4 separate regions of the Homo sapiens genome follow, and regions 1, 3 and 4 are each linked to region 2. Evidence: chromatin contacts called from ENCODE Hi-C or POLR2A ChIA-PET data. All regions are on one chromosome and are shown on one strand. The core of a region is the stretch at or near the end of the contact, and the rest is flanking DNA. Distances in the headings are between cores, read along the strand shown. Region 1 overlaps LY86-AS1 (LY86 antisense RNA 1). Region 2 overlaps FARS2 (phenylalanyl-tRNA synthetase 2, mitochondrial). Region 3 holds the start of PPP1R3G (protein phosphatase 1 regulatory subunit 3G). Region 4 overlaps LOC124901253 (a long non-coding RNA gene).

Region 1 (2,876 bases), core at 302-2,801, 780 kb before region 2:
GAGGGACAGAGGGGCAACTCTGGTGAGGATCAGTGTCCCGGGAATTTTTCAGGCAGTGTGGAGTCTGCTTTCAGTCCTGAAGGAATGCATGAGCTGGTGGAGGCCATGACAGCATAGGAATGTAAAACAGTTCCACATCCTCTTGGAATCAAGAGGCATGCATTCACATCCTGTCTTGGTGGGACCTGGTAAAGTCAGGTAGTCAGGCTGGGAGTCAAAGAGATTGGATTTTTTATGTCCTATGTCTCCCTAGCTTCAAATCCACCCTCTCTAGAATAGATTGCAAAAAGGGGAATTTCCATTACAGCATATAGCATTCGTCCTATGAAGAAACCCCCTCGCTCAGTGACTTACACGAAAAACTGGGGTATAAAACACCCATAACATCTGGCCTGCTGCAGAGCTGGCTTCAGGAACAATTGTGGACCATTACATCACTCTCTCCGGTCTGCAGGCATTGGCGGGTACATGCGGATCATAACCACCAGATGGCGCTGTTGGCCTAAGCTCGAGCACAGTCCACAGCCTGGAGGTCCTGGGAAAGCCTGACCTGAATCTAAAACTTCTCTAAACTCCCTAATTTGATTCAAAAGCAAAACAGTAGAATACTTCTGCACATCCCAGCGAGGTCAGAGTATAGCATCTGCGTGGCCCGTAGGCAAGTCATCGGTGGTTATTTAAAGCCCGAGTTTAAGAAAATGACTTCACAATGCAGAGAAACTGGGGAGCCGGCGCTGGTCCCTCAGTCCCCGACATGGAACGCTCCTGCACCCGCAGCGGAGTGGCTGGCAGCGCCGCATGGAGGTGGCGAGCTCCAGGTCTCACGCAGCGTCTGTCTGTGCAGTGCCCAGATGGCAGGGGCTGTAGAGGCCTCTAGAAACCTGCGGCTCGGCTGCATTTCTCCAACCTGCCATCCGCCCTCACCACCCCAGCTCCAGGCCGCCGCACTTGCTGGCTCTGGCCACCGCCAAAGCCCTAGGGACGGTGCACTCTGGCTGCGCGGTGGCCGCGGGAGCCGGTGGCAAGGGACTAGGTCCTAGGGGGAGAGACTTATTTAGTCTCGCAGGGCCGGCCTCTTTGCATACTCTAGGGGCCCCGGGAGCTCAGCGTGTGCTTCCCACGGTTGTTTTCGAGAATAATGTGGCTTTCAGCCAGGCCAAGCCCCTCGCGGCTGGGCGGTGCGTGAGTTCCCAGGTGCGCGCTTCAGGATCGGAGGCGCCCGCCGGAGCAGGGCGTGCTGGATTCCAACAGTACGTGCTAAGCACAAAGGCCTGAGCCCGAGTGCCGGGGCCTCCATCTCGGTGGACTCCAGTCTCGTGGCCCACTTCCCACGTGCGCCCGGCTCAGGCGCGCGGCTCTCCCGGCGGGCGGGTGCACGGCCTCCCCTCCGCGGCTGCGGCTGCGGTTGCGGTGGCTTCACTGCGGCTGGTTCCTGCCAGGTCATCTGCTTTGCGCCCATCTAGGCCGCGGACAGGCGGAGGCTGATTAATTTTTCATGGCGATTCACCCGGCTGTTCATCCGAAGGCAGCTTCTGGGGCGGGAGCTGTTAAGGACCCGACTGTGCCAGGGGCTGCTCTTCCTCCGGCCGCACTAATTACTGACCTGGGAGGGAGACTCGGGTTTTTCTCCCCAGTGAGCTGTTTTTTTGCCTTTTGGCGTCTTTTGATTTCCCAAGCAAAGCTGGGGGCTGGGAATTCAAGGATGAGGGCCAGGAAAGGCTGAGGGAGGAAGGGCGCCTGTTCAGTTTAATCTTATTTGTGGAAAGCCCCCCCACCCCCAGCTCAGCCTGGAGAAGGAGCTTGGGGATGGTCACATCCTTGTCCCAGGAGCTCGCGGGCTCCTGGGGAGATGGGACTCGCAGAGTGGGGGTGAAAGAGTTGATTGACAGTGTGGGAATGTATGTACCAAGGGCCAGTGTAGTGGGACCCAGTGTAGAGGAGTCGGGGCTCCAAGAACGAGCCAGTGGAGTGAGCGAGGAAAGGTAGTGAAGGAAAATGAAACGAACCGCCGGGTGCGGTGGCTCACGCCTGTAATCCCAACACTTTGGGAGGCTGAGGCGGGTGGATCATTTGAGCTCAGGAGCTGGAGACCAGCCTGGCCAAGGTGGTGAGACCTCATCTCTACTAAAAATACAAGAAGTAGCCGGGCGTGGTTTTGGAGTGGGGGAGGACACTGGGCTCCCAGGGGAACCTGGTGTGAATGTTCCAGGTGTGCTCCTTAACCACCCACACACAGGTGGGCCATATTTCTGGGACTGGTGTTTTAAAGTTTCCCCTTCCCTCCTCCATTACATAAAAATTTGAAAATTTACAGATATGTATAGAGAAATCGCTATGCAGAGGAAAACACTGGGATTTTTGTGTGTGTGTGTGGAGGGAGGGGAGTTCTATCCAGGTGTTTTCCATGTGGATAATTTTTACCTAATTGTATGTTATACATGTACGGCGTACGTAGTGTTATGTTAAACATTGTGTGTTTAGGCATTTAGAAAATATGATTTTTCATTATGAAACTAGTAGATGTTCTTCTCAATTTTTGGAAAATAAGGAAATATATGAAAACAAAAATTAAATATTACCCGGATTCTAAATACATAATAATCCTTTTGGTATGTTTCCTTAAACTATTTTTTTCCTGTGGGTGTTTAATTTAGTTGAGACCATATGCTATTTGCTAATTTCTAAACATGGTCAGTATAGAAACATCGTTAGATAGAAGGCTAAATGAGAGAGGTTTCTTCTTTTTTTTTTTTTGAGACAGTCTCACTCTGTCACCCAGGCTGGAGTGCAATGGTGCGATCTGGGCTCACTGCAACCTCTGCCCCTCCGCCTCCTGGGTTCAAGCAATTCTTCTGCCCCTGCCTCCTGAGTAGCTG
Region 2 (2,746 bases), core at 233-2,732:
AGTTTGATTTTTTTTAAAGATTTTGGTATAGGCATCTTAGAATGTTTGAACCTCTGGGGCTTCCATTGTCACCAGTTTATTCATAGATTCCTTTAGTTATTCAACAAACAGCATGTTTCAGTCACTGAGTTGGACACAGAGAAGCACATGAAGGGGACCCAGTATCTGCCCTCAACCAGCTCACATCCGGGAGTTAGCAGCCTGCTGAGGTCCTGCAGAAACCCAGGAGCCGGCTGAGCAAAGGACTGTTCCCTAGTACGCCCATGACAGCAGGAGGGGCTGGTACTTGCTTGGCGATGAAGTCAGCCACACCGCACCCCACGTGGAACCTCATGTTCTCCCGAGATTTGCTCTTCAGTGCATAATTTCTCCCACCTCCCCGAGAACACTGACACGCGCTGTTTGTCTAGTACAGTGCGGCACTACAGGGCCCACCAGAGGGCTTCAGGTTATCCTGCCTGCTAGGAGCTTACCTCTTGAGAGGGGCAAACAGAATATAAGACAGCCCACGCTCCCTGCCATTGGCAGGTGATGAGCGATGCCATAGTACATGCTGTGCCCAGGGCCCACCTCTTCCACTCTCCCACTGCCGCCCGTCAGCTCCCCTTCTGAGAGATTCAGCCTGGCTCTTGAAACTGGAAACATGACTCAAGCTTTTCCTGAAACTTACTTTCACTTGGATCCTGGTCCCTGCTCCAGTGTGAATGCCACCTAACTTTACCATCCTGTACAAGAGTAGCTGCTTGTGTGGAAGCCGAGAGCCAGGGCCAGAGGGGCAGCCCCGTGTGGGCCAATGGGAGAGCTGGGCTGGACGGCAGAATGCAACAGCAGGGAGGGGATGGCATATTTCAATGCCGCCTCCTACCAGAGCCCCTAGACCAAAGACAAGGATGTATAGGTGCTGAGTATAGTCAGGGCTGGATCAGTGAAGCATTCTCAAAACTATAAATGTTTAAAAGGGGTCCCTCCCCAGTGATTATTTTCTTTTCCCGATCAACTTAAGTGATACAACTAACAAGTACCAAAAGCACTGCCAAGAGTGTCACTGCTCTCCAGTTCAAAGTGTGCCAAGAAGGAGATTTTCTAAAGAACTCTCAAGCCTTATTGGAAAGCTGGCACAAGGGGTCAGAGTGTTAGCGAGGGTTGGAATTCCTCTATCATACAACCACTTGGTTTACCCTGGCAACCAAACAGGCTCTGCACTCAAAATAAAACCTTTCCAGGGGATCCAGCCAAATCCCAGCTCCTGCAACATCCACAATAGTCTGCTTCTCCATCTGTGACAGAGCAGCGACTTCATGTTCTTGGATGGTGCGCTCAACACCTCCCAGAATAGATCACATATGACCAGCAGTCACTGCAGCTGCCATCTATTCATGCAGGGATTACTCAACGGGAGAGAAGATGCTGTCACGGGGCAGCTTCCATTTTCAGAGTAACAAACACTGGGTTTCCCCGGCTCACTCCTCATCTGTCTCCTGCTTGTCTGATGCAGAAGCTCAGTCTGGAGCTGCCCACGTCAGAGGCACTGTGCATGGCTGCGAGGGTCAATACGTGCAATGCTTTAGTGGGTAGGGCTGGACTCGGGCAAGAGGCACAGTAAGGCAGGAGGAGGAGGAGGAAGTGAGGACAGGTTCCATGGCCTCTCCTGAAAATATAGAAGTGAATGGGCATGGTGGAGTGGAGAACCAGACTTTGCAGCTAGAGAAACTTGGTTCTAATTCCTGCTCTGCCCTTTGCTAGCTGTGCGACTCTGGGCAGCTTACATCACCCTTCTCGCCTCAATAACTCCATCTGCAGAGTGAGGCGAACAAAACTTGCTTTCCAGGGTTTGTGAGGACTGAATGAGGGGGCGTGTAGAGTGTTAATACAGAGCCAGCCACCCAGAGTAGGCGCTCCATACCTACGCATCCGCCCCATCTTCCTCCTTTACTCCTGTGGCTTATTGGAGAGTGTAATGAGGCTGTGGGGGTGAGGGACTTGTATTTCCTGTGTTTCTTTTACCCTCCTCAGAGTTTGGACTCTGACTTTGGACTGAGGATGGGAAGAGATTCCTTCCCCTGGAGCACGGATGCATTAGTTAGCTTTGGCTGCAACAGTGAAGTGAGGAGTGGAAGTCAGATTGGGCAGGATTTAAATAAGTGGTCTGGAAACTAAGTAAATCATTTTCCCCCTTTACCTTCTCTATGTTAAAAAAAAAAAAAAAAAACCAAAAGGGAAGAGAAGATGAAATTCTGATCATGAGACTTAGGGTCTCATGACTCTATACGGTTTTCCTAATGAACTGCTCTGGGCTTAATGCAAGAAGAGGACACAGGCCTGGAGGCAGGAGGCCTGGGTGCCAGCCCAAGCTCCTGTGATGACTGTGTGAATCTGGGCGAGTCATTTAACCTCTACTGGCCTCATTTTTGCCCCCAGTGACAGGAGTGGAATAAATGTGCTCTGAGGCTCCTTCTGGCTCTAGAATCCTAGGAGTCACCTCAGAAGACAGAAGAGATCCTTTTATTTATTTATTTATTTGAGACATGGTCTTGCTCTGTCACCCAGGCTGGAGTGCAGTGGCAGTGGCACAATGATGGCTCACTGCAGCCTCGACCTTCTGGGCTCAAGCAATCCTTCCACCTCAGCCTCCTGAAAAGCTGGGACCACAGGCATGCACCACCACATCTAGTTAATTTTTTGATTTCATGTAGAGACAGGGTCTCGCTATGTTGCCCAGGCCAATCTCAAACTCCTAGGCTCAAGC
Region 3 (2,826 bases), core at 18-2,517, 680 kb after region 2:
CGTGCTAATCAACCCCGCCCCACGGCTCTTCGAAACTCTCCAGGCTCAGAGCGCGTCCGCAGGGCGCGCGTAGCGCAGCGTGTAGTTGGCGCCCGCGTTGTTGTCCCAGTACTCGCCCTGCGCGCAGCGGTAGCAGACAGCGAAGTGGACCGCGACGCCGCGCTCGTCGGCGTCCTCTTCGTCCTCAGGCTGCAGGCCCGGGGGCAGGCACAGCGAGAAGTGGAAGCACTCGGCGCCTGGCTCTTTCTTGGCATCCCCGGACCCTGGCTCGGAGGCCCCAGACGGTGCCTCTGGCTGCTGTGGCTCCAGCGGCTCGGGCTGCAGCTCAGCCGGCACGTCCAGGAAGGAGCGCCACTCGGTAAAGGTGTAGCGCACGGTCACGGCCCTGGGCCCAGGGCAGCTGAGCACCCGGCCGGAGCCCTTCACCTCAGCGCCCGAGGCCGTCGAGCACTGCACGCGCTCCAGGCACACGCGCTGCCGCTGCAGACGCTCGGCCGCGGCGCTCGGCCCCGGGAGCTGGAAGAGCGGCCGGAGCCGGGAAGGCGGCGCTGAAAGGGGCGCGGCCACTGCCGCCGCGGCCAGCAGCCCCCCGAGCTGCTCCAGGTCCTCGGCACGCATAGGGAAGCTTCGGAGGCGCGAGAGCACGGCGGGCGGCACCTGCGGCTCCTCCGCCTCGCTGAAGTGCTTCACGCTGGCCAGGCTTAGCCCCAGCGTGTCCGCGAACTGCACCCGCTTCTTGCACTTGGCGCAGCAGCCGCCCGGGCCGAGCTGTGCGTCCTCCGCCCCCTCGCCGCCCAGTGCCACCGCCTGTTGCTGCTGCTGCTGCAGGAACTTGGCCGCCTGCAAGATGGGGTCGGCGGGCAAGGAAAAGGAGCGCGCGCGGCAGCGGCGGCGGCATTCCAGCAGCTCCTCCTGCTCCTGGGGGGCGGCCTCTTCCTTCGGGGACAGGGGCCTATCCCCTAGCTGAGCGTCAGGACTCGGGGTCTCCGAAGCGCCACCGCCGTCGCCGCCACCCTGCACACAGGGGACCACCGGGGCGGGCAGCTCCTCGGCCGGCGGGGCCTCTCGGAAGGGCGCTGGTCCCGGCGCCTCCAAACTTAGCCGCGCCCCTATGGGCTCCATGACGCCGTTCGCCCCTGGACTTGCTCGGGCCGAACCGGGCCCCTCTGGAGACTTAACTAACTCCTCGGGCCGTGGAAGGAGCGCAGGGCTGCAGTTCAGGCTCGCCCTCCCCGAGGCGAGTCGCCCCAGGCTCGACAAGACAACGTAGTTCCACTTTGGAGCCTCCGGCTTTTAGCTGCGGCTGCCCAGGGCGAAGTGGGAGGAGGATGCGGGCCTGGGGCCGGCTCCGGGGCCACGCCGCCTCCCGGTTGAACCTGCCCGCGACGGGGGAGGGCCGGGGGCGGGGAGGCGCGGCCGCTGGGACACCTGGAAGCCGTGTTCCCGAGTGCTCCGGTGGAATGCGGGGGGCGACTTTCTGTCGTTCGCGGGCTCCCTGCAGCCCTCACCCGCACCCCCGGCGGGGCTCGCGTCTGTTCCGCTTCTTGAGTGCCTCGAAGTGGGGGTGCAGAGCTCGCGCTCAACCTTCAGAGACCCCCACGTGCACAAAGTCTTCCTGCCCATGAACTTGGCCTGACGGCTCTGCCCCCAGAGGGTCACTGAGCGCTCTCCTCTTGGCTGCCTCACGGGCTGGGGAGTCCCCGGTGCAGCGCGCAACTGGGGAAATCTTGCCTACGCAGAGGCTGGAAGGAGGCCCATTCCGCGCCGCCGGAGAGCGGGGAGCGCATCCCTTCCCTTCTGCTCCTGCTTTCCCCAAACTTCAGGGCGCCCCGGGTTCCAATCCCACTCGGAAGCCTGACTCGGTCAGGCGCGCTCCGCTCTGCTCTTCCGAAAGCCGGGAGGCAGGAGCCGCCGCCCCCATCTGCCCAGTGGCGGCGCGGGGTGGGCTGCGGCCAGACTGGGGCGGGGACCGTGTGGGGACGCGCCGGGGAGCGGCCATGGCCCGCAGCCGAGAGCGGCCGGAGGCCATTCGCGCCAGGCCCGGGAGCACGTCCCGCCCCTCCCCCTGTCCCGCCCGACGCGCCCGCGAGTCCGCGCCCCGGGATCCCGCAGGGAGGGCGGAGAGGGGGCCCCGTGGGGCCGGCGCCCACGCGGCACGCACCACCTCCCACCGCAACCGGACGCCAGCGCCCCAAGCACCCTCCCCGCCCACCGGGAGTGGGGGCGTGGCCCGCGCCGGACTGCGCTGTCACCGCCCTGCTGCTCCGGCCTTGCCAGGGGCCAAGGCCCGAACCTGAGGCCGGGGAGGGGTGGGGAAGCGCGTCGTGGTACCTAGGGATTGGGGGAACGTCTAAAAGTGGTGTTTTTCTTGTTTTGGTTTTAAGGCCACCCTGAGGGCCATCTAAGTCAGTGATTCTACTTCAGCATGCACGGACATCACTCGGGGGCCCGTTGTCACATCACAGGGCCCCACTCCCAGAGTTTCCTTCTTTCTAACTTTTTCGAGATAGGGGTCTTGCTATGCTGCCCAGGTTGGTCTCAAATTCCCGGCCTCAAGCAGTCCTCCCGCCTCAGCCTCTAAGGTAGCTGGGATTACAGGCGCCCCCCACTGCTCCCAGCTCCCTAGCGTTTGTGACTCAGTGGGCTTGGGCTGGGGCCTGGAAGTATTTCTAACAAGGGGATGCTGATGCTGGGCTCTGGGGACCGTATTTAAACCTATGTGGATGTGTATTCAGTTACTTATATAGAAAGTTGGGGATTCTAGAAACAGAACCACTAATTAAGAAACGTAATTAATTGGGGCTTCATAACTAAAACATGTCATGG
Region 4 (2,700 bases), core at 70-2,569, 570 kb before region 2:
TCAGATTAACAATAGTGCCGAAGAAGCTGCCTACTAGATGGTAGTTTTTTTTTTTTTTTTTTAAAAAAAAAAGGAAGCTAATGACCATGGAGAGGGCTGGTTCCTAACCAGGAGCTGCATCAAAAGCCAGACACTCAGATGCATGAAGAAGTCTCAGGTACCTGGGAGGGAAGGGAGTGTAACGCAGTCAGGAAATGGAGTAGTGCCAAGTATCAAGGCAAAACTGCCTGCAACAAAGTATTTTTCTTTCTCCCCAAGTGTGGCTGTGTATGCAAAACCTGGGCTCTGTTAACAGTTGGAGCCAATTGGAGAAGTGAAGCATGTAAAATTATGTTGAGGGGGAGTCTTGCATGCGGTTTGTGCAGGGTGTGCAGCTATAATCACTACTGAAAGAAAATTAGCTGCCCTAGTCAGATCCTGGATACCTCTAATAGCTTCGGTTTAAGGAAGTAAGGCCAGATGACTGGGTTTTTTTTTTTTTCTTATTATTTTTCAGAAAACACACGAAGTTGGCAAGAGAAAGGACATCTGAAATTCATGAAAATGATCGCGGCACTGGCCTTGCATGTAGACCCCTGGCAACCAGCAACTCTGCAAACACTGTCACTTTCCCATCACTGTGTTTTCTAAGTTGTCTGTGGGGCTCTTCAGTAATGGGGGCTGCAAAGAGTTTGAGGACAGACAGTGAGTCACTTGCTGGCTTTGCTACAGCATCCAGAGACGATCTGAAACAAAGTCCAGGCTGCTGCTGCTAAGTGAGAAGAAAGATAGCCTTTGGGGTCAGCAGGCCCCTTATCATAAACTACTAAATAAGCATGTTTCATACAAACAACAGCCTTCATTTTAAACAGGCCTTACCTCCACTGCACAGACTCCATATGCTTCTTAAGAATCAAACTTAAACTGGAAGATAAAGTCTGAGGTTTGGGATTGGCAGTGTTGTGTATGCTGTCTCGCTGATGTGAAATACTGATAATAAATCCAAAGAAAAGCAAGTATATTTAGTCCAAGAATACCTTCATTTCCTTTCTAAAAACAAAACATGATTAAAATCCCACACAAAGAGGTGAGCCTGCCTGTAGACCGGAAGGCTGGTAAATACATTAACGACACCTTAAAATCTGAGTCTTACCATGCCTTGGCAATTAGACCAGACAGTATAGAATGAAGAACTAAAAGCCGCTTATGGGCCCCTGGGCCACAGATTTCATAAAAAATTAATGCTGAGTGAAATAGAAACCATCTGAACTACAGCTGGCAAACATGTGCAGGGCTTTGATCGCCAAGGCCCAGCAACAAAGAGCATTTTCGGTTATTGTTTGTTCGACTGGGACTTTCTTCTGTCATATTTCCTGCCTATGCTGAAAGGCATTTTGAGACTAGAGAAGAAGTGGTGGGAAGTGAGGGTTGAAATAAAGATGGTAGTTGGCTGTTGTATTTAGAATAAATGGGCAGTTCTAACCTGCTATGGTTAACAACCCTGGTCCAGAGAACATGAGTAAGGGTCCACAGGCAGAGCCACTGCGAGGCACTCGTGAGATAGAAGAACCAAGGGGCAAGGTGTCCAAGACGGATGTTCAATGTTGCTCTTCCCTTCACCGAGAAGCTTAGGGGCTGACCGTAAGTCTTTTGCGGGAAAGGACCTCTCTCTTGCTCCCTGCAAATCCCTTGCAGCACATAACAGAGTCCCTGACCCGTATGAGGGTCCCATAAAAACTATTCTGTTGACAGACCAGAGTGGTAGAGTCACCCCACCTACAGGGGTGGTCTCCAATAGGTACCAGCTAGCTGCCACATTCTAATGTCCCCATCCCCTGCACCAGAAGACCTGTGCCTACACTGCTCAGAGGGTGAGGAGAAATCCAATCATATCTTCCAGGAGCACCATGGGCCCAGCTCTAAGAGAGATCTTGGAATGTGTAGATTTGAAGGGAAATTTTGAGTAAGAGAAAGATAGGAGTTTGGAGAAGGTGTACTTTAGCCAAGACAATGGACTTGGTTTTAAAAATGTCTGTTTGAGTCTGAAATCCGTAATGTGCCAGGTGTGTGATTATGAGCAAGCCCCTTTGCCTCTCCAAGCCTCAGTTCCCTTGTATGAATAAAGCATTTTAGGGAGCACAAATCATTCTTTACACTTGCAGTTATTTAGTGCTCCCTTTTATGTGGCTCTCAGCCTCAGAAGCCAAAGTTTAAGTGAGTGGCTGACTGTTTAAGATAAAGGTGAAATAAAAACCAGTGGTGCATATACAATTCACTAAAAACTTTTACTTTCTTTTTTTGTCAGCAACCCTATTGCTTTCACTGACATAAGAGATTCCACTGACTTTAATTCATTAATTAACTTGTATTTTTGTACATATATTATATGCCAGATTAGGTCCACAAGGAACATATTTGTTATAGGAGGAAAACACAGAATATTTTGAAGTCTATTAAATCGTGGAAACAGACTTGTTGACGAAATTCCAAAACACTAGCTTTTAATATAGTTTCCCCTTCTTGACTGCAGGCCTTAAAGATAGATACAATTTCCTACTCATCACAAAGTCTGTCAATAATAGATAGATAAATATTACCATATTAATTATATTGCTATATATTACAGCATACTCAATATTAGTGTTGTATTATTATTATAAACAGCAGGTTAGATAAATATTTATTTGATGAATGTGTCTCAGTTATCTATTGCGATGTAAC

What was found. Hi-C counts contacts between places; a loop is a spot of excess contacts on that map. ChIA-PET counts read pairs that join two places held with the same protein, here RNA polymerase II (POLR2A). Pooled maps may share reads with other maps.
Region 1: a loop to region 2 is called in a pooled map, with 4 times the contacts of the local background. The contact joins two enhancer-like sites. A Hi-C loop is called at or near these places in 1 of 168 maps with a recorded cell type or tissue (IMR-90) and 4 of 50 pooled maps. POLR2A ChIA-PET finds 5 or more read pairs at or near these places in 1 of 52 experiments (AG04449).
Region 3: a loop to region 2 is called in a map of tibial artery, with 4 times the contacts of the local background. The contact joins the promoter of PPP1R3G here to the enhancer-like site in region 2. A Hi-C loop is called at or near these places in 1 of 168 maps with a recorded cell type or tissue (tibial artery) and 5 of 50 pooled maps. POLR2A ChIA-PET finds 5 or more read pairs at or near these places in 1 of 52 experiments (activated CD4-positive, alpha-beta T cell).
Region 4: a loop to region 2 is called in a pooled map, with 4 times the contacts of the local background. The contact joins two enhancer-like sites. A Hi-C loop is called at or near these places in 2 of 50 pooled maps.

Annotation. Positions count from the first base shown.
Region 1 is chr6:6,544,851-6,547,726 of GRCh38, reverse strand. The region is part of intron 3 of LY86-AS1 (LY86 antisense RNA 1); the gene reads left to right. Among named protein-coding and RNA genes, the nearest start is that of LY86, 42 kb to the left of the region's middle. RefSeq lists enhancers at 395-444, 535-584, 665-724. Within about 2 kb of position 1,551, at least 5 of the 41 ENCODE cell types and tissues checked have a DNase peak (open chromatin) inside an H3K27ac peak, as active enhancers do.
Region 2 is chr6:5,763,232-5,765,977 of GRCh38, reverse strand. All of the region lies in intron 6 of FARS2 (phenylalanyl-tRNA synthetase 2, mitochondrial), which reads right to left. Among named protein-coding and RNA genes, the nearest start is that of NRN1, 240 kb to the left of the region's middle. RefSeq lists an enhancer at 1,394-1,583. Within about 2 kb of position 1,482, at least 7 of the 41 ENCODE cell types and tissues checked have a DNase peak (open chromatin) inside an H3K27ac peak, as active enhancers do; they include tibial artery, where a contact is called at or near this core.
Region 3 is chr6:5,083,782-5,086,607 of GRCh38, reverse strand. PPP1R3G (protein phosphatase 1 regulatory subunit 3G) reads right to left here and starts at 1,267. Exons shown (of 1, transcript NM_001145115.3): 1 at 1-1,267. The coding sequence starts at 1,122. The coding sequence ends at 46. All of the region lies in intron 3 of LYRM4-AS1 (LYRM4 antisense RNA 1), which reads right to left. It also overlaps a transcript of LYRM4 not described here. RefSeq lists silencers at 516-745, 776-825, 966-1,065, 1,316-1,495, 1,906-2,185 and 1 more and an enhancer at 296-985.
Region 4 is chr6:6,330,115-6,332,814 of GRCh38, reverse strand. It overlaps LOC124901253 (a long non-coding RNA gene), which reads right to left. Exons shown (of 2, transcript XR_007059428.1): 2 at 2,648-2,700. Among named protein-coding and RNA genes, the nearest start is that of F13A1, 11 kb to the right of the region's middle. RefSeq lists an enhancer at 954-1,003. Within about 2 kb of position 1,319, at least 3 of the 41 ENCODE cell types and tissues checked have a DNase peak (open chromatin) inside an H3K27ac peak, as active enhancers do.